3 separate regions of the Homo sapiens genome follow, and all the other regions are linked to region 3. Evidence: chromatin loops called from intact Hi-C (ENCODE). Cell type or tissue: IMR-90. All regions are shown on one strand. Each heading gives the region's core, and the rest is flanking DNA. Links, peaks and the distances in the headings are about the cores only.

The links. Hi-C counts contacts between places; a loop is a spot of excess contacts. Peaks named below come from ENCODE experiments on the same cell type or tissue, not always from the same donor. Only the 100,000 strongest peaks of a DNase experiment are listed, where the experiment ranks them.
Region 1: it touches region 3 in a loop (3-fold over the local background); 2 of 110 quality-filtered maps call a loop at or near these places.
Region 2: it touches region 3 in a loop (5-fold over the local background); 3 of 110 quality-filtered maps call a loop at or near these places.

Annotation. Positions count from the first base shown.
Region 1 is chr9:110,916,416-110,924,167 of GRCh38, reverse strand. All of the region lies in intron 5 of LPAR1 (lysophosphatidic acid receptor 1), which reads left to right. Among named protein-coding and RNA genes, the nearest start is that of LPAR1, 120 kb to the left of the region's middle. In IMR-90, for the core only: no CTCF peak of the experiment used is centred there; DNase peaks (open chromatin) are centred at 4,267, 5,257 and 5,667; H3K4me3 peaks cover 299 bases; H3K27ac peaks cover 2,841 bases.
Region 2 is chr9:110,647,581-110,655,332 of GRCh38, reverse strand. No RefSeq gene overlaps it. Among named protein-coding and RNA genes, the nearest start is that of MUSK, 17 kb to the left of the region's middle. In IMR-90, for the core only: no CTCF peak of the experiment used is centred there; DNase peaks (open chromatin) are centred at 4,132 and 4,862; H3K27ac peaks cover 2,898 bases.
Region 3 is chr9:110,794,298-110,802,049 of GRCh38, reverse strand. MUSK (muscle associated receptor tyrosine kinase) reads right to left here. Exons shown (of 15, transcript NM_005592.4): 15 at 1-1,744. The coding sequence ends at 1,062. Among named protein-coding and RNA genes, the nearest start is that of MUSK, 130 kb to the right of the region's middle. In IMR-90, for the core only: no CTCF peak of the experiment used is centred there; a DNase peak (open chromatin) is centred at 4,279; H3K27ac peaks cover 2,073 bases.

The DNA of each region.
Region 1 (7,752 bases), core at 2,190-6,189, 120 kb before region 3:
TATTGTTAAATGTTCTTCAGAAAGCTTGTGCCAATTTATCACAAGGGGATTGGGAGTCTTTTGTCACATTCATGACAATATTGGATTTTTTTTAGTGGCACTATGTTACAACCATTTGTGTTATCTTTATTCATGATGATAAACATTAGCAAACCTAAAAAAGAGATGGAAACTTTTTAAGGATTTAGAAACCAAGATAAACAAAAATAGGAATGTATGTGGCCACATAAAAATATATGTACTCCTTTGAAGTACTTTGTTCCATGTGAAAGTCTAGTGTATATTTACTTCTTTAGAAATCTAAAGGCCTAACAGCTGAAAAAGACAGCGTGGTGATTAACAGTGTTACTTTTGAAGTCCCAACTTCCTGGATTCTCATCCTGACACTACTGCATACCAGCAGAGTCCGCTTGAGCAATGTATCCAATGGCTGCAAGCTCCAGTTTCCTTGCGTGTTAAATGAGAGACACAGCAGAAACAGTAAAACCTCAAAAGGTTAAGTGAGATTATTACACAAATGTTTCCTGACTTAGCGGTGGGGTTACATCTCCATAAATCCATCGTAAATTGAAAATATTGTAAGTTGAAAATGCATTTAATACACATAACCTTGGAACATCATAGCTTAGCCTATCCTACCTTAAACATGCTCAGAACACTTACATTAGCCTACAGTTGGCCAAAATAATCTAACACAAAGCCTATTGTACAATAAAGTGTTGAATATCTCATCGATTTATTGAATACTGAAATGAAAGTGAAAAACAGAATGGTTGTATGGGTACCCAAAGTACAGTTTCTAAGGAATGGGTGTATCACTTTTACACTGTCATAAAGTCAAAAAATCCTAAATCAAACCATTGTAAGTCAGGGACCGTCTGTATAAGATGCCAAGTTTATAAGTACTTGGTAGGTACTATTATAAAATACATGATACATAACTTGTTTTCATCAGATTATCATATTGCCATGCTGAAATCTAAAGTCCCTGAATTAATCCTCATTGTGGCAGATCTTTATTATGTCTTGAGCAGGACCAGACCACAAGGGTCAGGACCCATGATGCTTCTAGGACTCAGTGGGGCAAGTCTCCTTTGTATTGAGTGGTGTTGCCATGTCAAAGCATGGACACAGAGAGGAGAATATCACACACTGGGGCCTGTTGGGGGTTGGGGGGCTGAGGGAGGGATAGCGTTAGGAGAAATACCCAATGTGGATGATGGGTTGATGGGTGCAGCAAACCACCATGGCACGTGTATACCTATGTAACAAACCTGCACGTTCTGCATATGTACCCCAGAACTTAAAGTATAATAATAATAATAATAATAATAATAATAATATAATAATAAGACCTTGAAAACAGATATGCAACTCACTGCTGAGATCCTTTACTTTTCTATCTTCCCTAGACAACTTTAATCCCTAAGTAATATTCCCATGACGTCTCAGTTCAGTGCTCATACTGTCTCAGTTTTTTTACAGTGCCCCAAAGCTAAAAGAAATACCTAACAGTTTCATTTATTAAATCAACTTAATAAGTATATTCAACTTAATTAGTTAATTCAACTTAATACGTATATAGGTCCTGATAAATTAGTAGCCATTTTGTAAAACAAAACCATATAAATTGAAAGAATTATCATTTTTATCTAATCCTTCATATTTACTAAGGTATGTATGCACCTGTTGGGCACTGCACAACTTTTCAAAACTTGAATTCAGATTGGAAACCACCATCTTCATTTTCTGTTCCACACTGAGTTTTATGTTTACACTTCATTTTTATTATAGCAGATATCATATTGCAAGGACATGATGTCATTGAAAGGAATGTAATGCCATTTAATGTTGAAGCGCTGAACTACTTTATGCTCGTAGTTCAGAGGGTGTCTGAGAGATGTCGAGTGTTAGCTGCCCTCAAATTAAAAATATCTAGTAGCATTCCTCTGAATTCACTGTGGCACCCCAAGGTTCCTGGGGGCACAGTTTGGGAACCAGAGTCTTACAGTATTTCTGGTTTCTGGCTTTACTTCAGTTTTGTTTTCTTTCATCTCATTGACTCTTCTTCCCCAGTTCCTACTTTTATTTCTTGGTTCCAGCTCTCTGGTTACTTTCTCCGCTGCTCAGGTCCGCTCTCTGCATACTCACCATCAAGCAGCAGCAGTCTCTGTAACTTCTGGACCTTTGCAGACCTAGATGCAGCCCCGTAGGCTCTGATGTGGTTTGGTAGCTGGCTGTAGGTCAATTGATGTGTTCTAAATTCTACAGGACTTCTTCAGTTCACAACTCCAGGGAGCATTACGTCCATCATAACCTGCCCTAATGGCATGCCTTTCATGTGGCTGGCCATTAGCTTCTGTCTGTGGCGGTCTCCCTGCAATGTGGGTGGGCTTGTCCTCCACATCAGGTCTCCTAGCTCACTAGGAACACTCTGCTTTATAACAACAAGACCACCTGTATGCTGAGACCACATCTCATCGCTCCTTTTCTTGGAGTATCAACCCGGAAAATGTATTTGAAACAGTTGAGTGGTTAATTGTGGACTCCGGATTAACCTGCTTAATTTTTTTTATCATAGGTTTACTACTTACTCTTTAACTTCCTGAAACTTCAGATTCCTCATCTGTAAAATAGAGATAATTGACTTCCTTCATGTGAGAATCAAATGAAAAGTTATGTGATGCCCTTTAGTCAATGTCTGACATTTATTAAATGTTAACTGTTACTATATTTTTCTGACAGTAATTTCGTAATTTACTTTTAACTATTTTAATGTCTTTAGGAACAGAGTAATAAACTACTGGCTCTTAAAGTTTAGTTTGTCAGTTCATGAGAGGAAACATAAATATTGAAAGGAAAAATACATTCATATAATTTCCTTTAATTAAACTGAGATAAGATCTTGCTCTGTCACCTATACTGGAGTACAGTGGCTAGATCACAGCTCACTGCAGCCTCAACCTCCTGGTCTCAAGCCATCGTCCTACCTCACCCTGTTTTTTGTTTTGTTTTGTTTTTTGTTTTGTTTTTTGAAACAGGGTTTTGCTCTGTCACACAGGCTGGAGTACAGTAGCGATCCTTGCTTACTGCAGCTTCAAACTCCTGGGCTCAAGGGATTCTCCCACTTTAGCCTCGTGTGCAGCTAGGACTATAGTCAAGCGCCGTAACGTCTGGCTAATTAAAAAAAAAAAAATTTGTTGTTGTTGTTGAGATGGGGTCTCATTATGTTTCCCAGGCTGGTCTGGGACTCCTGGCCTCAAGTATTCCTCCCACATCAGTCTCCCAAAGTGCTGAGAATACAGGCATGGGCCACTGTGCCTGGCCACATTTGGTTTATATATACTACAATATCTTTGTAGACATATTATCTGTGATGATTTTTATGAAATTGTAGGTATGATAGTGCAGATAGTGTTTTACCCATTTTAGAGATGGTAAAACAGATTCAGAGAGATGACGTGAATTACTGAAGGAAATTAAGTATTTGCTAGACCCCATACCCTAACCTAGGACTTGTAGTTTCAATGCTGGTGCTCATTACTTGCTATTTTGTTGCCTTTAGTATTTCAAAAGGTAAAAACAAAAGAGGAAGGGAAGAAAAAAAGGAAAAGAAGATTGTTATTCTCTGATGTCTTTTTAAACAATGAAAATTTGCTATTTCTGCTGTGTCTAGTATATATAAGTATTATAATGATTTTAATTAGTGCATAAAAATCACAACAGTTGAAAAAAATTGCCAATGCTCTCTCATTAGAAATAATTTCAAAAGATAAATTGCTTATCGACCTTACTTGAACTATGCATCCAAAGCATTGTATTCATCACTCAGAAAAGTATAATGTAAGCATTGGTAAGTTTGATTTCCAGTTGACAGAAAAATGCTTCAGAAAAAGAGACAAACTTTCCCTTCCCCCCATTCTCTACTTTTCCAAATATTCAGATGCCTAAACCTTCCACCCATGCTAGAGCTGTTGCTGCCTAACCACCTTCTGGGCACAATGGCATGGAAATACATAATCAGGGTATAATTTTGTGCAGGGCAGAGAGAACATGCTATTATGGAATCAAGTCTCAGCTGAATAGCCTGGCCTTTGGCTGTGTTTTGATCTCAGTGCTAAAATGGAAATGAAACGTTGCCTCCTCCTTTGTGGCCTATACAAAGTTTGCTGATTCTGTGCTCATTTGGTGATTTTCATGCCCAAGTAGGTGAAGGGAGAACAACTACGTACATAGATGTGCAGCTTTGGGGTTGAAGGCATTGATGTGTGTGTGCTGAGTCACTATGACAATCTAAAGAGGACTCTCTGGTGGCTGATTAGAAAATTGTGGAAGTTACAGGCTGTCTGGGTTAAACATTTCCTGGTTTATTGGAGGCAGATTTCCTTGGGCCAGCAAGCATTGAAACTCCCACAGTGGTGTCATGTGATGGTTCTCCAGCGAAGCATTTTGGATATGGTGACAGCTGCTTTAGTTTAAGTATCTGGAACATCTAATGTGGGAGAACTTGGCTAAGTGATGTGAGAAGTTAAGAGAGGAGTCTGAAGTTTCCGTTACATTTTTTTCTGTTTAGTGGATTAAAAGGCAATTCCCATGCAAATTGTCTCTGTCTTTAGGTGTTGTATTCATTTTCTATGCTACATCGCAAATTGTCACAGACTTAGTGGTTTAAAACACACCCATGAATTATCTCTCAGTCTCTGTAGGTTAAAAGTCCAGGCATGCTTAGCTGGGTTCTGTGCTTGGGGTCTCACAAGCTGAAGTCTGCGTACCAGTTGGGTTGCATTCTCATGTGGAGGCTCGACTAGGGAAGGATCTGCTTCAAGTTCCTTAGGTTGCTGGTAGAATTCATTTCCTTGTGACTGTAGAATTCATGGCAACTTGCATCTTCAAGGCCAGCAATGGGCGGAGGCAGGGGGTGGGCAGAGGGAGAGAGGGAGGGAGAGATAGAGGGAGAGAGAGAGAAATCTGTACTTCTTCCAGTCTCTGGCCTCTGTGAGAGCTCACTTAAGTCAGTCCAACTGACCCAGGGTAATCTCCCTTTTGAGCAATTTATTGTCAATTTAATTACATATGCAAAACCCCTTCACTTTTGCTATTTGACAGAACCTAATCAAGGGAGTGGCATCCTATAACTGTATTCTATGGCTAGAAGCAAGTTACAGGTTCTGCTCACACACCAGGGGAAGGGGGACTACACAAGAGTGTGACTCATTTTGGAACATCTTAGGGTGTGTCCACCATAGATGTACCATTTTGAGTACAGATGGAAAAAAAAAAACCAGCTTTTCAAAAATGCTGTTTTAAAGGAATTGATGTTGTTAGGTTGAAGGCTAAAGGATGGAATGTTATGTATTTAAATGTATACTTAGTTTTTAAAAAGTTTTTGCCAGGAATATTAGTCATCTGTTAAAGAATGTATCATCTAGTACTTTCTTTTTGAAGTTTTCTTTAATTTTGGCTACAGAGACATTACTCTTCTCTGAGTCTCATATCTCTTTACCTGTTCCTTCACTTCCCCTTCCTTCATCCCTTCTGTTTGTTTTTGAAATGCTGCATCTCTAACCTGACAGTTCCTTCTGTCCACTCACCTCAAGGATGGCTAGAAATCTTATATCCAGACCGCTTACTTCCTGAACACAGTGGCATGGAAACACATAATCATGATGTAATCATGAGCCTGTACATAAGCCAGCTACTCTGTTGGGTTCAGGTTGTAACCTGAGTGTCTGCAGAATGGCCTGTGGGTGAGAGACCTTAGATTGTTTCAATCTCACTGTTAAAATATAAATGAAAATTTATTTTCTTTTTGGTATAGGAAACATGCTGGTTTCATTCATGTTGGGTGGTTCTTATGTCCAATAGCAGTCTTACATAAACAGTCTTACAGAAGTGTACAGAGTATGTGCCTGTTTATTTATACTTAATCTTTTATTTAAAAAAGGATTTGGCTGGTGCAGTGGCTCACACCTATAATTCTAGCACTTTGGGAGGCCAAAGTGGATGGATTGCTTGAGCTTAGGAGTTCGAGACCAGCCTGATGACATGGAAAAACCCCATCTCTACAAAAAAACAAACAAACAAACAAAAAACAAAAGTTAGTTGGGCATGGTGGTGCATGCCTCTTGTCCCAGCTACTTGGAAGGCTGAGTTGGAAGGATAGCATGAGGCCTGTAGGTGGAGGCTACAGTGAGCTGTGATCGTGCCACTGTACTACAGCCTGGGTGGCAGAGCGAGACCCAGTCTCAAAACAAAGTATTTAAGACAGCTTAAAAAGATGCATTCAGTTCAGAGGACAAAGTTGAGTTTAAAATAAGCAAGAAAAAGGAGGGAAAGGGAAAAAGAAATCTAAGAAAATGACATGGAGTCAGGTAAAGACATACTTTCTAGCAGTTAATGAAGATGTAAAACACAATAACGTTCATGATTTGGTGGCCATAAAGTAAAATCAGGAGAAATAACCCTTCTAAGTACTGAGTCCAAAGAGACATTTCTCATTTGGGTATTGCTCTGTGATGGATGCATCAGCTATGATGTGATGTTCTGGAGAGCTCTACATTCTTTATGGCACATTCAGTACCATGTCCCATAAAGTCATGCCATATCATTTCTCAGTGAAGGTTGGTGGTCTGTAACCAAAGTGCAGTTCAATGAAAGCAATTCTGTGGGGCTTAAAGATATAGCCCAGTCATGTGGCTTTCTAATATATTGGTTGGCTCCCTCAAGAATCAGGTTTAGCATAGTGTTTCTTAGTCTTATTAAAAACGTATTGCCCTGCCCCTGAAAAGCTTAAGAACTTTATTATTATTATTATTTTTGAGATGGAATTTCGCTCTTGTCATCTAGGCTAGAGTGCAATGGCACAATCTTGGCTCACTGCAGCCTCCACCTCCCAGGTTCAAGTGATGCTCCTTCCCCAGCCTCCCAAGTAGCTGGGATTACAGGCATGTACCACCATGCCTGGCTAATTTTTTTTTTTTTTTTGTATTTTTAGTAGAGACGAGGTTGCACTTTGTTAGCCAGGCTGGTCTTGAACTCCTGACCTCAGGTGATCCACCCGCCTTGGCTTCCCAAAGTGCTGGGATTACAGCCGTGAGCCGCTGTACCCGGCCAAGAACATTTTAAAGTTTTTTTCATACCTTAGCTTATATTTGAAAAGAAGTTATTTTATCTTCCAACTACAAAGTTATTACAATATTGACAATATACACACTCAGCACTAGTTAATCTGCCCTCAACAACCTTAAAAAAAAAAAAAAGACTTTATTTTGGCCTATCCAAAAGAATGAATTATATAGTTTTCCATGCATATTGTTACAGTTATTTTTTCCAAGTTTAAAAAATATTATCTTTGTTGCTGACATCTGGATATACCTTTTTTATAATTTCTAGTTAAAGTGAGTGGAGTTTTTTTAGGGGGTGGTTTGGGAGTAATTAGCATTCTCTAGAGAAAACTGGAGGACTTTAAAAAGACATCTGCCTCATTAGGAGGCTGTTCCACCTCAGCTACAAGACAGAAGAGGAAAAAAAGTATGGCCAACCCAAGGGTTTCTGCATAATAATAATGGTCTTCCTACGGAGGGTCTGAGTGATCCAGGCCACCTGGGTCTGAGTCACAAAGCCTGCATGCAATACTTATTATTCACTAATTTATTTCTGGTTATAAAAGTAAATCGTATCCTATGTCAATGTTTTATAGTATACAGAATCATTTAAGTAAGGTTACAAAAGTGATTCTGAACTTGACCACCA
Region 2 (7,752 bases), core at 2,190-6,189, 150 kb after region 3:
CCTCAAACTATGGCATTCAGGTGAAAATAGAAATGGAGTTACTGAATCAAAGTCTGTGAATATTTATGAGTTTCTTGATCTGTGTTTCCAAATTTCCTTTCAGATATTTTCAACAATGTACATTATATCATGACATTGTTATTTTTGAACTATGATAAATTGACAGGAAAAAAATTATCTTGTGTTATTTTGTGTTAGTGTCAGATTTAACCTTTTGTAGTATGCATATTCACCATTAATACTTCTTTTTCAAATTGTGTGATTTTGTTCTTAGTCATTTTTCACCTAGAATAGCTTTTTCTTATTTAATTTATAAAATCACTATATATTAAGAACTTTTAGTATTACATACACTGCCTACCTTTTCCTCATTTGTTCCATTTGCTTTTTATGATTGAAAGAAGGAAGATTTTAACTTTTATGAAGCCTAATTTACCAGAGATTTTCTGTATGCCCTCTCGCTAGCCTCTGCTTATATGTTCATAAAAGGTCTCTGGATCTCAAGAAAAGATAATCACCTATATCTTCTTCTAGACCATCTAAAAGTTTGTTATATCTACATTAATTGTTTCAATTGATTTTTTAGCATATGATGAAAGTTTGAAACATGACATCATTTTTTAAAAGTATCAATTGTTCCAATACCATGTATTGAGTAATATTTTATAATGTTCATCCCCATTGATGGGATATTCAAATCCCACCTTTTTAGTACATTCTATTTTTCAAGAAAATAAGGTGGGGCAAGGAAAGGCAAACAGGAATTACCTTGAGTGACAACTAAGATGATTGCACAGGGCACTGTGTTAAAACATATTCTGGAACAACTTTAGGATCAAAATGGAGTGCTGTGATTAATTACTGATGTCTCTCATGAGCACATAAGTGGGAGTGGAATAATAAATATGCTTTATACATATACATTGTGTTTCATTAATGTCTATTCTTGACCTGCTATCATATATTGTAGGTATGTGTACCTAATAATATAGTCATTATAAAATATAAAGAAAAGTTTATAAAATTACTATGAGAAAATGGCAAATCTATAACCATTGTGGAAGATTTTTAACACATCTCTCTATAATTGATAATTCAAGTATACAAATTATAGTTTTTATAAGTCCTTTTTGTTTGATAAGGAGAAAGTGAATAACAGATGAGTAATTGTACAAGATATTTGAGTTTGATTCAATTCTGAGGACAGTGCACTAGTTTAATCTGTGGGATATTCATGTGGACACAGGATATAACCTTGTCTTAGGGACTGAAAACAGCAGAGCCCCTATGTGAGAAAATAAAAGGATGGAGATTCCAACAAGTGAGAAGGTGAACAAATTAAGGCTCAAATATAGAAAGCCACTTCCTAAAGTCCCGATTTAGGATTAAGTATTATAATGTCCTCAAAGGAAAGAAAAGAAGATGTTTTGAAATGAATATTTTAATTCCAGGTAAAAGATGCTCAATTGTGAATGAAAATAAGCTCTTTGAGTAGCAGCTACAGCTAATGACCAGAGGGTGCACTACAGGTATATACAGGATAAGAAAATTTGAAAAGGGTGGTTGCCCTTACTTTGGTCATTTTAGCAATGCATTTTCATATATTATTGTTGTCAGTATTTTGTCATTGAAAATAACAGACGTAATACATAAAAAATAATTGATAAAAGTTGTGATGATCAAAATACCAATTTATCAAAAAACAGAATCTTGTTTGTACCATGCTTTAGTGCAAATCCAAAATGTCATAAACCAGCCCTATTAGCCACTCAATAAATGTTGAATGAATGAGCCAGAGAGTAAGACTCTTAACAACTATACAGCCAACTTAACAACCAAGATTTGCCTTACAACATAATAATATATAATTGTTAAATAAGGTGTTTTGCCCCATAGTAAAGCCCTTACAACAATATAAAACAAATACAATAATGACCACCTCTTTTTTATAAAATAAAAAAGTTATTATATAGTTATATGTTATAGAACATATATATAGTTATTATGTTCTTATTTTTTCCTTTCTAAATTTTATGATTTCCACCTGTAATATTGTTGTTCATAGTTCACTGTTACAGAGATGTCCCTCCCAACAACTTGGAAATAAGAACACAGTTGCCATCAGAGTTAAGTTCTGAAATCTATGCATAATAGATCAGTACACATCAGTACATTCAAAACATTGTGAAAATAAGATAAAATATATTTCATGTGAAAACTAACACAAGAACAGAAAAGCAAACACCGCATGTTCTCACTCATAAGTGGGAGTTGAACAATGAGAACACATGGACACAGGGAGGGGAACATCACACACGAGGCCTGTCAAGGGTTGAGGGGCTAGGGGATGGATAGTATTAGGAGAAATACCTAATGTAGTTGACGGGTTGATGAGTGCAGCAAACCACCATGACATGTGTATACCTATGTAACAAACCTGCACATTCTGTACATGTATCCCAGAACTTAAAGTATAATAAAAAAATTATTTCATGCTGAAAGGGCTTTGGTATAATCTGTTTTAATAGTCACTTATTTAATTTAAGAATTTTATAATAAAAAAGGTGGTTCTATTAAACCTTGGAAACATAAATAAATATCTCCAGAGGTTAGTATTGATAGTACTATTCCAGTAACGTCCCAAGAAAGCTGAGTTTTAGAAATTAGGCTTTCGACTTTTCTTAGAATTATTCTTTGTAAGATGATATTAACAGCTAACTCTGCTTGAGTGCTTACTCTGTGCCAATCACTGACTGTTCCAAGTATTTTGTATCTATTATTTAATCCTCATTGGAATTTAATCCTCATTAGATGGTATAATACCTATGAGGTAGGTATTATACTATCATTTTCTCATTTTACAGATAAGGAAACTAATTTTGTAATTTGCAGCCTCACGTGGTTATTAAGAAGCAGAGAGATGATTTCAATTAAGGAAGCCTGAATCCAGCACCTGTGCTCTCAGCCGCTACCTTGTACATTCATGTATTCATTCAACAAATGTGTACTGAATGCTCCTAGCTATGCCAGGCACTGTGCTAGATGCTGAGAATAGTAGAGCTCAAAACAAATACGCGTGCTCTCCTGGAGCTTACAATCTAGAGGCAGACAAAACTTAAAACAACAAATAAATGTAGAGCTACAGATTGAGACAAGTGTTACAAAAGAAAATTACAGAGTGCTCTGGAGTATACATCAGGGCCCCTTCTTAGATAAGAAGACTAGGAATGGTTTCTCTAAGAAAGTGATAATTAAGCTAAGATTAAATGGATTACTAAAAGTAAGCAGAGAATGGGGGTGGGAGAATGTGCCAGGCTTTGGTAAGAGCATGGCAAAGTGTTTCTAATCCCTTTGACAAGATCTCATAGGGAGATAAATATATCTCTCTTAGGCCAGTGCCATTAAAATAAATTTCTCTGTGTACCCTTATTCTGACTTCATATTTAATAAAATCTTATCAGTTGGCTTCATGTATAGTTTGACAATAAGAGGAGAATGCACTTATTATGTAGACTTTTAGTATACTGATTATTATGAGTCCTCTCCCCTTATAAATTAATAAATGTGCATTTATACCTATCTCCAGTACCTTCTCTTCTTGTTACCAAGCTTATAAGCAACTTCAGATCCTGAGCCTTCAAAGCAGAAGACCAGATCCTTAAATGGAATGACCTGGATTCCAGATTGAGCTCCCACCCAGCTCCAAGCTGCCTTTCCTTTAAATGCTTGTATTGGATCTCTCTTATTGGTGAAGTTTTATAAATATGCAATATTTGGTAAAGTGGGAAAAAAGACGAATTATTTTATATTAAAAAAAGAATAATAGATTTAGTGAGCACACAATCCATGATTATTCTGGTTAGTTTTACTGAAAAGAAAGTCTATCTGGGACAGAGTCTGAATGAAATAATGTTTTGAATATTTAGGGAATAAAACAGACACCATTCTTGTCTTAGCAGTCATGTGCTGAGTGAGTAATGCTGGTATTGTTTTACGAGATTGTTTTAGTATAAAACCGTAGTAAACTGTGCTGGAAAGTATTTCCCCACTACAAGCATGGAAACGAGACTTACTCATAATATTTATTTCTTCTCCAGAGTGCCTTTGCAGACCTGAAACATCTGAACTAACAAAAGGCCTCCAATTTATAATATAACACAGCTGCTCCGAGGATTGCGTGCGGGCATATGTGTGTGCATGATGGGAGGGGATTTCCTTGTATGTATTCATTTATGTGCCCTCTGGAGAAGGGGCAAGTTCAGTCCAACTGGAATTCTAAGTGCCTCTTACTGGGCATTTGTTATATGTAAAAAGCTGGCTCATGTCTAAAGTATCTTCCAGGCAGCGTGCAGCTGAGAGCCATATAAGAGAAGACTGTATATTGTTTAGGAACAGTGATGCTAATGGGTAGCATTTTCACAGCGAACAATTAGTTTTTCTACCACTGAAGAACAGTGTATTTATTATAAAGAAATGGGAATTATACAGAAACTGTCATCAGAAGATATGTTTCTATCATTATTTTCTATTATTAGTTATTCACAATCAGTAAGTTCACTTCCAACACATGTACTATACTTTTAACAGAGCAGAAACAATAAGGCTATCAGTATCACAGTTTAGTTCTTTCTTTATTCTTCACTTTTGTTCTTCCAAACTGTCAAAGCATGATTAATCTTGAATGTTACCAATTTAGAAAAAAATCTAGATATTCTAATAAATTGTTTTCTTCTTTTCTTTCCCATCTCTTTTCCAAACCTATTTATTCATTTAACTAACTGAACTTGACGCCAGGAATGCGGTGACAGGTGGATTAGTCTCTACCAGAGAACTCACAGTCTGGCTAGGGAGATGGGTGACTATATCAACAACTATGAGAGAGTGCAATAAGTGTTAGGCATGTTTAGAGCTCTTGGGAGAACAGAGTATGGGCACTTACAGGAGTTAGGCAATCATGGGGGCAGTCTGAGATGACCACCCCGCCCCACAAAGAGAGGACAGTGCTTGAACTAAGCAGTTGTTAACTGGGTAGATGTGAAGGCAGGGAGAGCAGCAGAGCTCACAGAAAACAGCCTACAAGATGTCAGGATCTGAGAGATACATGCCATGTCTTTTCTGGCCTAGTCTGTTTTTCCCTTGTACCTTTCCCTGAATGCCAAGTGCAAGTCATGAGACAAGGATTCAAAGAGGTGAAATAAAATCAGAGAACAAATTGGTATCGGTTTGCGTTCTGGAGGAAAGTGGCCAGTTGACAACAGACAGATATTTTACATGTTCTCCCCCAGTAACTAGTGAAATCACCCAGAAAATGGTGAAATGACTACATTCACATCAGAAACTAGGGAACCATCCAAATGCTAGAATTTCTGTTACTTACAGGGCAGAGGAGACATGTATGAAGAAGGCTGAGCAGGACTGGCTTGCAAATCACTTACCTTAGAAAGCAGAACCTTTCAAAAATTAACAAGAGATTTTGAACGTCATAGATACCATTATTTATCTAGTCTAGGACTTGGATAAGTAATGGACCACCCAATCAGAGGAAAATCTCGTTCTTTGAGGGCCTTTGGCAGAGGCTGCCTGCTCACCAGATTTCAGTGCTGTAGCTGCCTAGGGAGAGTGTAACGGGATTCAGGAGTAGCTATCCCATGAGGTCTGGGCCATAGATGGCTTTATCAAGTCACTGGCTGCTGGCAAGGGTGACATTGGAAAACTTTTGTCAAGGTCTAGGTCACTAACTGTTCAGAATGCTAAAACTGGGGGTTGATGAAGGCAGGTGAGGAACGATCTCCTGCAGGAGGCACATTTTCATTCGGTTCTCATAGTTTTTCATATACTGCACCAGGAATGGGGTACAGCCATAAATGATTTCGCACCGTTAGGTAAGTGTTGAGAGACACAGATGAAAAACTCTCCTGAAATGAGATGTACCTGCCAGGACTACCTACGGCCCCAGATCACTATGCACTCAATCTGGGCTACTGGATGAAGGAGTTAGAGATTAGGCTTCATTATGAAGACTCAAGTGAAGTATGGGAAAATATAAGGGGAATCCAGGCATCCTACTTATAGGGAGATGTATTAGGCCTTTAACAAAAGAATGAATGAACAGAAGAGACTCTTTCATCAAAAGTGGAAAAAATAGACCTTAAGAAAAATAAAAGTAAATTATTATAAAAAAAAGAAACAAAATTTTATTACGTGAGTAATAAGTATTCAAAATGTTAAAATTTCAGTTATAGTATATATATGTTTGTGTGCGTATGCTTGTGTGTGTGTACTTTTTGCTACTTAACATCCAGAACTTCTCCCCTCCCACACTTGGGGACTTGAGAAGAAGTCAAAATCCAGCCTTACATTAAAGAAGCTGACGGTTCCAGATCTCTTCCCCTTGCAGGCAAAGCCAGGTGGGCACGTGACCAGGATCAGCCAATGGGATGCTCCTGACCATGGCATTGACTCTTGAGTAAGTCAAGCCAAAGCAAAAAGGCACTGGAGAATACATTCACTGTCATGGTGCACAGCAGCAGCCGAGTCTGGAGCAGCAGTATTGGTGACAAGATGTCACCAGAGCCCATCTGCTCCTAGGCATGACTTTGACTAAACTGTTGTGCCTCCCACCTAGCTTTCCTTGGCTTTTACCCATTTTTTCAAGTTTTATTCTCTAGCCTTCCTGTTGATACTATAAACTTCACAACAGTCTTCTAGTAATTCCTTTTCAGCCTAAGTTAGGCAGAGCTGATATTAATTGGCAACACCTAATACAACACATACAGAAATGTTTTGTTTTTGTTTTTTGAGTCAGTGCCTCCCTCTCTTGCCCAGGCTGGTGCAGTGGCACAATCATAGCTCACTCTAGCCTCGAACTCCTGGGCTCAAGTGATCCTTCTGCCTCAGCCTCCAGAGTAGCTGGGACTACAGGAGCACACCACTATGCCCAGCTAATTTTTTTTTTAAATGTATAGATGTGGGTTTTGCTGTGTTGTCCAGGCTGGTCTTGAACTCCTGGGCTCTAGTGATCCTCCCACCTTGGCCTCCCAAAGTGCTGGGATTACAGGCATGAGCCACAGTGCCTGGCCTGGAATTTTTTTTTTTCCCCAAAAGTTTTGCTTAATGAAAAAGTGCATTTCTACTGTCTCCTGGGCATTTAGAGTTTTCACAGACATAAGCATGTAAAATTTTCTTGTCATAACTGATGAAGATTCAGTGCTGGGATCCCGCCAAAGTGATGTCCTAGTAGTTGGCACTCAGCTTCCCTGTGTTGTTGCCTGTTCTGATTGGCGTCTTGCTCCCCGTAAACAGAGGTCATTGATCACAACTACTCTTCGAACATACTCATTAGTATCAACCACCTTCTGCATTTGTACCTGATGCTCTCTACATTTCTCTTACCTGGTTGAAAACCCTAGTTCCAACCTTTTCCATCACCATGACTTACATGCTAGGCCCTGTGCTATCTCACAGCTGAATCGGGTTAAAAATGTGACCTAATTAATCGTGTGGTACACACAGGCCTAAATCCTATTTTGAATACAAGCCAATTGTATTTCTTTCAAATGGGTGTCATAAAAGCTTTAGCAAGAACTTCTCATAGCTCAAAGAGAGACATGCCTGATTTATGATTTCTTGATAGCACTTAACATTTTATTTGGATTTAGAGATAACTCTAGATACATCAATCAAACAAGCTGTTTTCAAATCCTTCTGCTCAGCTGTTCCCGGTGCCAGATTGTCTAACAAATAGAAGCATAA
Region 3 (7,752 bases), core at 2,346-6,345:
ATTATAAATTATGGTTTAAGAGATTTAAATAGACTCTAGTAATAATATTAATAGGTGAGAATGTTGAAATGTGTGGCTTCAAAGGCAAATGCAGGAAAAATAGTAATACTTTGCAAAAGGCATATACATATCAATCTACAATGGTATTTAAAATGTTATTATTTCTGCCAGAGTGTTTATTACATGAATGAAATAAAAGAAAAAAATAGCTTAATAACTAAAAAAGGACAGAAGTCCTGGAAAGAAGAAGAAATAAAGATTAAAGCAATGGAAAAGATACCAATACAATTTTTAAAGGAAAAGGTAAATCAGTAAGATACAAAAACTTGTTTCAAGAAAACTGGAGGAATAAAATAAGCAGACTTAATTCATGACAAATGCACAGAAAGGAAAAAAGGAGGGGCACAGGACAGAAAAGGGAACTCAGAGTTACAGGCTTGCTGATTTGCTGTTTCATTCCTTAGAAACCCTCTATCAATAAAATGTAACCACAACTCTGCAGAATACAAACAAATATAAAATTATGCATTAAATGCAAGAAAGATTTAATAAAACACTAAGACTCGTCTTTGGGGGGAGACAGAATGAGTGGCTTTTCCTTCTTTTTAGTTTTCTGTACTTCACCTAAGTGTCTTACATGACGATTAAGCTACTTTCACAATGGACAGGAATTAACTCAATTAAAAAATGAAGCTCTGAATCCCATTTCATATTAAAATTTAATACAGCAGAGCTTTACTCTGTGACCAGCTACTTTGGAAACTGAACAGGATGACATTCTTCCCTGTGCAGTGTGTATTACAAACCTTCATGAAGAAGAATAGTTGTCTCCATTATCTGACACATTTCCTAGCCTGTGTTTCCAATCACTGGCTTTCAATGGGTCCGTCTACCACATGGGTTTTGCACTGTCTTTGCTCTCCCTGGGAAGCAAACAACACACTACTCATGTTTACTCTTACTCTTTCCTATGTGGGTCTTGTTGGGCCTCTGGTGTAGGATTCCCCTGGCTCACAGAGTCTGAGAGGAAACTGCAGCATTTTATTTGAACGTCTTCAACCTTAGACACTCACAGTTCCCTCTGCCCTCTCACACATGCGTTCCAGAATTCGGTGAATACTGGTGAAACTGGGTCTGTCTGCAGGCAGCTTGCTCCAACATAGACGCATGAGATTGTACAGCTCCACGGGGCAGTTCTCAGGGCAGGAGAGGATGTTGCCATCTCGCACGTAGTAAATGACCTCCTCATGGGCCATCCCATAGTAGGGCTGCAGGCCATAGGAGAAGATCTCCCAGAGGACCACGCCATAGGCCCACACATCAGACTCTGTAGTGTAGCGGTTATAAAAAATGGACTCTGGTGGCATCCAACGGATAGGGATAGCGTCGTTTTCATTAGCTTTGTAGTAGTCTGCTGAGTAGATGTTCCTGGAGAGGCCAAAGTCGGCAATTTTCACCACCATGTTCTCGCCCACCAGGCAGTTCCTGGTGGCTAAATCTCGGTGAACAAACTTACGTTCTGAGAGGTAAGCCATGCCAGCTGCCACCTGCCTGGCAATGCAAAGCTGCTCAGCACAGGAGAGGGGTGGGGGCCCAGGGCTGGAGACCTGAGCCCTCATAGACAAGTCACTGTGACTGAGGCTGCACACGGTGTGAGGGGACATGCTGCGGAGGAACTCATTGAGGTCACCATAGGCCATGTATTCAAAGAGCAGGCACATTGGCTTCCCGACAGCACACACTCCTGGAACCAAAAGACCATCCCTGTTAGTCTCAGTTTCTACAATGAAACAATGGAAAGAGCACTCCAAAAGCAAACGACCATGTCAGAACATATGAAGCCCTGTTTTTTGTTGTTGTTGTCGTATGTTTGTTTTTTAATATTTGTATCCTTTTAATCACAACACAAAAGGAGTCTCAGCTAGGAAATGCACTCTGGGTAGTGGGGTTTCTGTCCCTTGGCTAAAGTTTTTGAGGACTTCCAGCAGAGCGCTGTTGTCCTGGGCACTTGTCATAAGTACATCGTACATGGTGCATCAAGTTCATGGTGCATATAAGTACATGGTGTATCAGTTCTCTGGAGTGGCTCTTCTCTCTGAAATCTGGAGGCCCTGGTTTTTTGTTGACAACACCATGGTTGAACCCTGACCCTATTTCTCTGCCTAAACATCTCCTCTTTGCCTTTAAGATTCAGTTTATCACTCTCCCTAGGGTGCCTCAGCTCCTGATCCTTCCAGTAACTGTTAGATTTTCCTACTGTCATCCTTTCACAGAGAACCTACCATCCTATTTTATAATCATTTGACTATTTGAGGTTTCTCCCCAACGTTTTAGCACTTTGAAAGGAGAGATTGAACCTTATTCTTCTTTAAAAATTCCCCACACCTACCACGTGTCTGGCAGAGCAGATGCCTCATAATGTTTGGTGAGTTAATTTATGAATGGATGCTTGCTCTGAGTATGTAATGTAATTGCTGTCTGTTTCTGTTTACTTCTATGAAGGATGTTAATAAGAAAGATGTATCAAGTTTGGAAACAATAACAAATACAATTCAAGTGTCTTAGATGAAGTATTTAAGTTGCTGCAGTAAAACATTTTGAAATTTAGGTTTTACAATGTTCATGCTACCAAAAAAGTTAATATAAATAAAGTCTTAGATTTAAAGCCAGAAGATCATTTTCAAATCTTAAAGTCTTGATATATTTGAGAGGGAAACTGGAGAACTTGGAATATTAGATAAGATGGGCATAATTTCACATCATCTTAAAAATAGATTATTAGATCTATTGGGTTTTTTCAGGCAAAAGTTAAAAGTATCTGTTTGAAAAAGAGGAGAAATGAGGAATACTGCTATCTTGGCTTATTTATTTTGGCATTAATTTTTAATTCCAAGGACCTCAATTAGCACATTTCTGTAAACTAAAGGGAAAAAATAAAGAAATACCAACTGGATAATACTTAGAAGTTTCTTCTGTGGGATCCTTTTTGGATAATCTTTAGTTAACAGGGACTTACCTATCTCATCAACTGGCTTTACCATTGTTATGCTGGTTGAGTTGATTTAAAAATAATTTCTTATACTGGAAAAAAATGACAAAATATTTCTCTGAGAAATAAAGTTTTGAACTAAATTGATTTAATGAAATTTTCCACTCTGATAAAGAAAATACTATACAAAAGATTTCTACTTTGTGATTATTATGAACAATTATATATACATGTGTATAGATATAATTTACAATTATATATGTATATACATTTATTTAAGACCTCAAAATGTTTTCTATATTGTAATTACTCCAACCCAACTCTTAGGTGGGACTTCAAAATATAATAATTATTGAGAGGAAGACTGTATTTTATTCATCCTTGTAACCTCAGGTCTAATACTACACATGGCTCACTATGGGTTTTCAATATATGTTGATGGGTGGATGGATGAATTAATGCATAGGTGGATGCATGGATAGATTTAAGGATGGATGCATAGATGGATGGGCATAAGAAAACCTCATGCCTAGCCCAAGCCATGTCTTTAAACTTTAGCATGACATCTTCAATGAATAATCTCACCTGATTGTTCTACTGTTTGCTCCACTGCCAGAATATTCCGTAAGAGTCTATAATATTCAATGCCTACTCCCATTCTAAAATTCTGCATATTTCTTTAGTTATACCATTTTTCCCAATTTATGACTACAAAACCATTATCCACTAGGATTTCAATAAAAGGGAAACAATTTTTAAGATACGAACATGTTCAATAAGTGGCTGATGTATCAAATATATAAAACAAAGTAGATTTCTTTTATTGATAGAAGTGAATTTTATGGATTTTCCCAATTCCCCTTTCTTCCACTATTGTCATCTTATTTCACTGGGATTAACTTACAAGAAACTATGAGAGTAGTGGAATCACTTGCATGAATGATTACTGCTTATGTATACTTGATAAAAAATAGAACCTGTGTTCATTGGATATCCAAATGGAATTTAGATATAGCATTTAACAAACGGCAACATAAGTTTCAGTTCTTGTTGGACAATAAAAATGAGAGAAAACTCCAAGTAGTGATGTATAAGCATGCTACTGTGGTTAAATTGGAAAACTGTACATAGTTTCTGTTTGAATCAATTTCAGGAATTCAGGATGTTATAAACTGTATACGAATACAGAGTCAACATTTTAAGAAAAGTTGAAACAGGAATTGCTTGATAATCTTGAAAATATGCATGTATGTATGTTTGTTTAATGACTAAATGTATACTATTTGAGAAAGTAAATAAGGAGGGTAGGGGGCAGAAGCCAGATTCAGATTTTTGTGTGATGAAGAATGAATAAATGAATGTTTAGGAGTTGAGGAAATGGAAGAAGTGTTTTCAAGATGAATTGTTATGTACTTAATATCGTTTATTCATTTATTGAACAAATATTTATAGAGTGCCTACAATGTGCCAGAAACTATTCGAGATACTACTATAGAAATTCTTGCTTTTAATATTTATCTAGATTCCTTCCAATATCCTGACCACTAAATTACTTTACTTCCTTTCCTTAGACCTCTGCCCAACTTCAGCTAATCACTCACATTGTCATACCCCTGACTTTGTCATTCCATACATTTGTATACCTCCCATAATCTCATTTTCAGTTACTCTACCTGTTGTTCATCACTTCCTCCCTTTTTCACCCTAGTTCACTGCCTCGACTGCCCTAACTCTAAAAATCCTTTGACCCCACTGAAACTTTTTTTTTGTTTGTTTGTTTTTTATTTGTGAATTATTTATTTTTCCTATGCATTACAATGAAGTCAGTGTAATTCCTAAAAGTATTACTTGTTTGCATGCTGAAATGCCTTCTTTTTTTTTTTTTTTTTTTTTTTTTTGGGTATTCATGCATTTATTTTTTATTTTTTATTTTTTTATTTTTTTGTTATACTCTAAGTTTTAGGGTACATGTGCACATTGTGCAGGTTAGTTACATATGTATACATGTGCCATGCTGGTGCGCTGCACCCACTAACGTGTCATCTAGCATTAGGTATATCTCCCAATGCTATCCCTCCCCCCTCCCCTGACCCCACCACAGTCCCCAGAGTGTGATATTCCCCTTCCTGTGTCCATGTGATCTCATTGTTCAATTCCCACCTATGAGTGAGAATATGCGGTGTTTGGTTTTTTGTTCTTGCGATAGTTTACTGAGAATGATGGTTTCCAATTTCATCCATGTCCCTACAAAGGACATGAACTCATCATTTTTTATGGCTGCATAGTATTCCATGGTGTATATGTGCCACATTTTCTTAATCCAGTCTATCATTGTTGGACATTTGGGTTGGTTCCAAGTCTTTGCTATTGTGAATAGTGCCGCAATAAACATACGTGTGCATGTGTCTTTATAGCAGCATGATTTATAGTCCTTTGGGTATATACCCAGTAATGGGATGGCTGGGTCAAATGGTATTTCTAGTTCTAGATCCCTGAGGAATCGCCACACTGACTTCCACAATGGTTGAACTAGTTTACAGTCCCACCAACAGTGTAAAAGTGTTCCTATTTCTCCGCATCCTCTCCAGCACCTGTTGTTTCCTGACTTTTTAATGATTGCCATTCTAACTGGTGTGAGATGATATCTCATAGTGGTTTTGATTTGCATTTCTCTGATGGCCAGTGATGATGAGCATTTCTTCATGTGTTTTTTGGCTGCATAAATGTCTTCTTTTGAGAAGTGTCTGTTCATGTCCTTCGCCCACTTTTTGATGGGGTTGTTTGTTTTTTTCTTGTAAATTTGTTTGAGTTCATTGTAGATTCTGGATATTAGCCCTTTGTCAGATGAGTAGGTTGCGAAAATTTTCTCCCATTTTGTAGGTTGCCTGTTCACTCTGATGGTAGTTTCTTTTGCTGTGCAGAAGCTCTTGAGTTTAATTAGATCCCATTTGTCAATTTTGGCTTTTGTTGCCATTGCTTTTGGTGTTTTGGACATGAAGTCCTTGCCCACGCCTATGTCCTGAATGGTAATGCCTAGGTTTTCTTCTAGGGTTTTTATGGTTTTAGGTCTAACGTTTAAATCTTTAATCCATCTTGAATTGATTTTTGTATAAGGTGTAAGGAAGGGATCCAGTTTCAGCTTTCTACATATGGCTAGCCAGTTTTCCCAGCACCATTTATTAAATAGGGAATCCTTTCCCCATTGCTTGTTTTTCTCAGGTTTGTCAAAGATCAGATAGTTGTAGATATGCGGCATTATTTCTGAGGGCTCTGTTCTCTTCCATTGATCTATATCTCTGTTTTGGTACCAGTACCATGCTGTTTTGGTTACTGTAGCCTTGTAGTATAGTTTGAAGTCAGGTAGTGTGATGCCTCCAGCTTTGTTCTTTTGGCTTAGGATTGACTTGGCGATGCGGGCTCTTTTTTGGTTCCATATGAACTTTAAAGTAGTTTTTTCCAATTCTGTGAAGAAAGTCATTGGTAGCTTGATGGGGATGGCATTGAATCTGTAAATTACCTTGGGCAGTATGGCCATTTTCACGATATTGATTCTTCCTACCCATGAGCATGGAATGTTCTTCCATTTGTTTGTGTCCTCTTTTATTTCCTTGAGCAGTGGTTTGTAGTTCTCCTTGAAGAGGTCCTTCACATCCCTTGTAAGTTGGATTCCTAGGTATTTTATTCTCTTTGAAGCAATTGTGAATGGAAGTTCACTCATGATTTGGCTCTCTGTTTGTCTGTTGTTGGTGTATAAGAATGCTTGTGATTTTTGTACATTGATTTTGTATCCTGAGACTTTGCTGAAGTTGCTTATCAGCTTAAGGAGATTTTGGGCTGAGACGATGGGGTTTTCTAGATAAACAATCATGTCGTCTGCAAACAGGGACAATTTGACTTCCTCTTTTCCTAATTGAATACCCTTTATTTCCTTCTCCTGCCTGATTGCCCTGGCCAGAACTTCCAACACTATGTTGAATAGGAGCGGTGAGAGAGGGCATCCCTGTCTTGTGCCAATTTTCAAAGGGAATGCTTCCAGTTTTTGCCCATTCAGTATGATATTGGCTGTGGGTTTGTCATAGATAGCTCTTATTATTTTGAAATACGTCCCATCAATACCTAATTTATTGAGAGTTTTTAGCATGAAGGGTTGTTGAATTTTGTCAAAGGCTTTTTCTGCATCTATTGAGATAATCATGTGGTTTTTGTCTTTGGCTCTGTTTATATGCTGGATTACATTTATTGATTTGCGTATATTGAACCAGCCTTGCATCCCAGGGATGAAGCCCACTTGATCATGGTGGATAAGCTTTTTGATGTGCTGCTGGATTCGGTTTGCCAGTATTTTATTGAGGATTTTTGCATCAATGTTCATCAAGGATATTGGTCTAAAATTCTCTTTTTTGGTTGTGTCTCTGCCCGGCTTTGGTATCAGAATGATGCTGGCCTCATAAAATGAGTTAGGGAGGATTCCCTCTTTTTCTATTGATTGGAATAGTTTCAGAAGGAATGGTACCAGTTCCTCCTTGTACCTCTGGTAGAATTCAGCTGTGAATCCATCTGGTCCTGGACTCTTTTTGGTTGGTAAACTATTGATTATTGCCACAATTTCAGAGCCTGTTATTGGTCTATTCAGAGATTCAACTTCTTCCTGGTTTAGTCTTGGGAGAGTGTATGTGTCGAGGAATGTATCCATTTCTTCTAGATTTTCTAGTTTATTTGCGTAGAGGTGTTTGTAGTATTCTCTGATGGTAGTTTGTATTTCT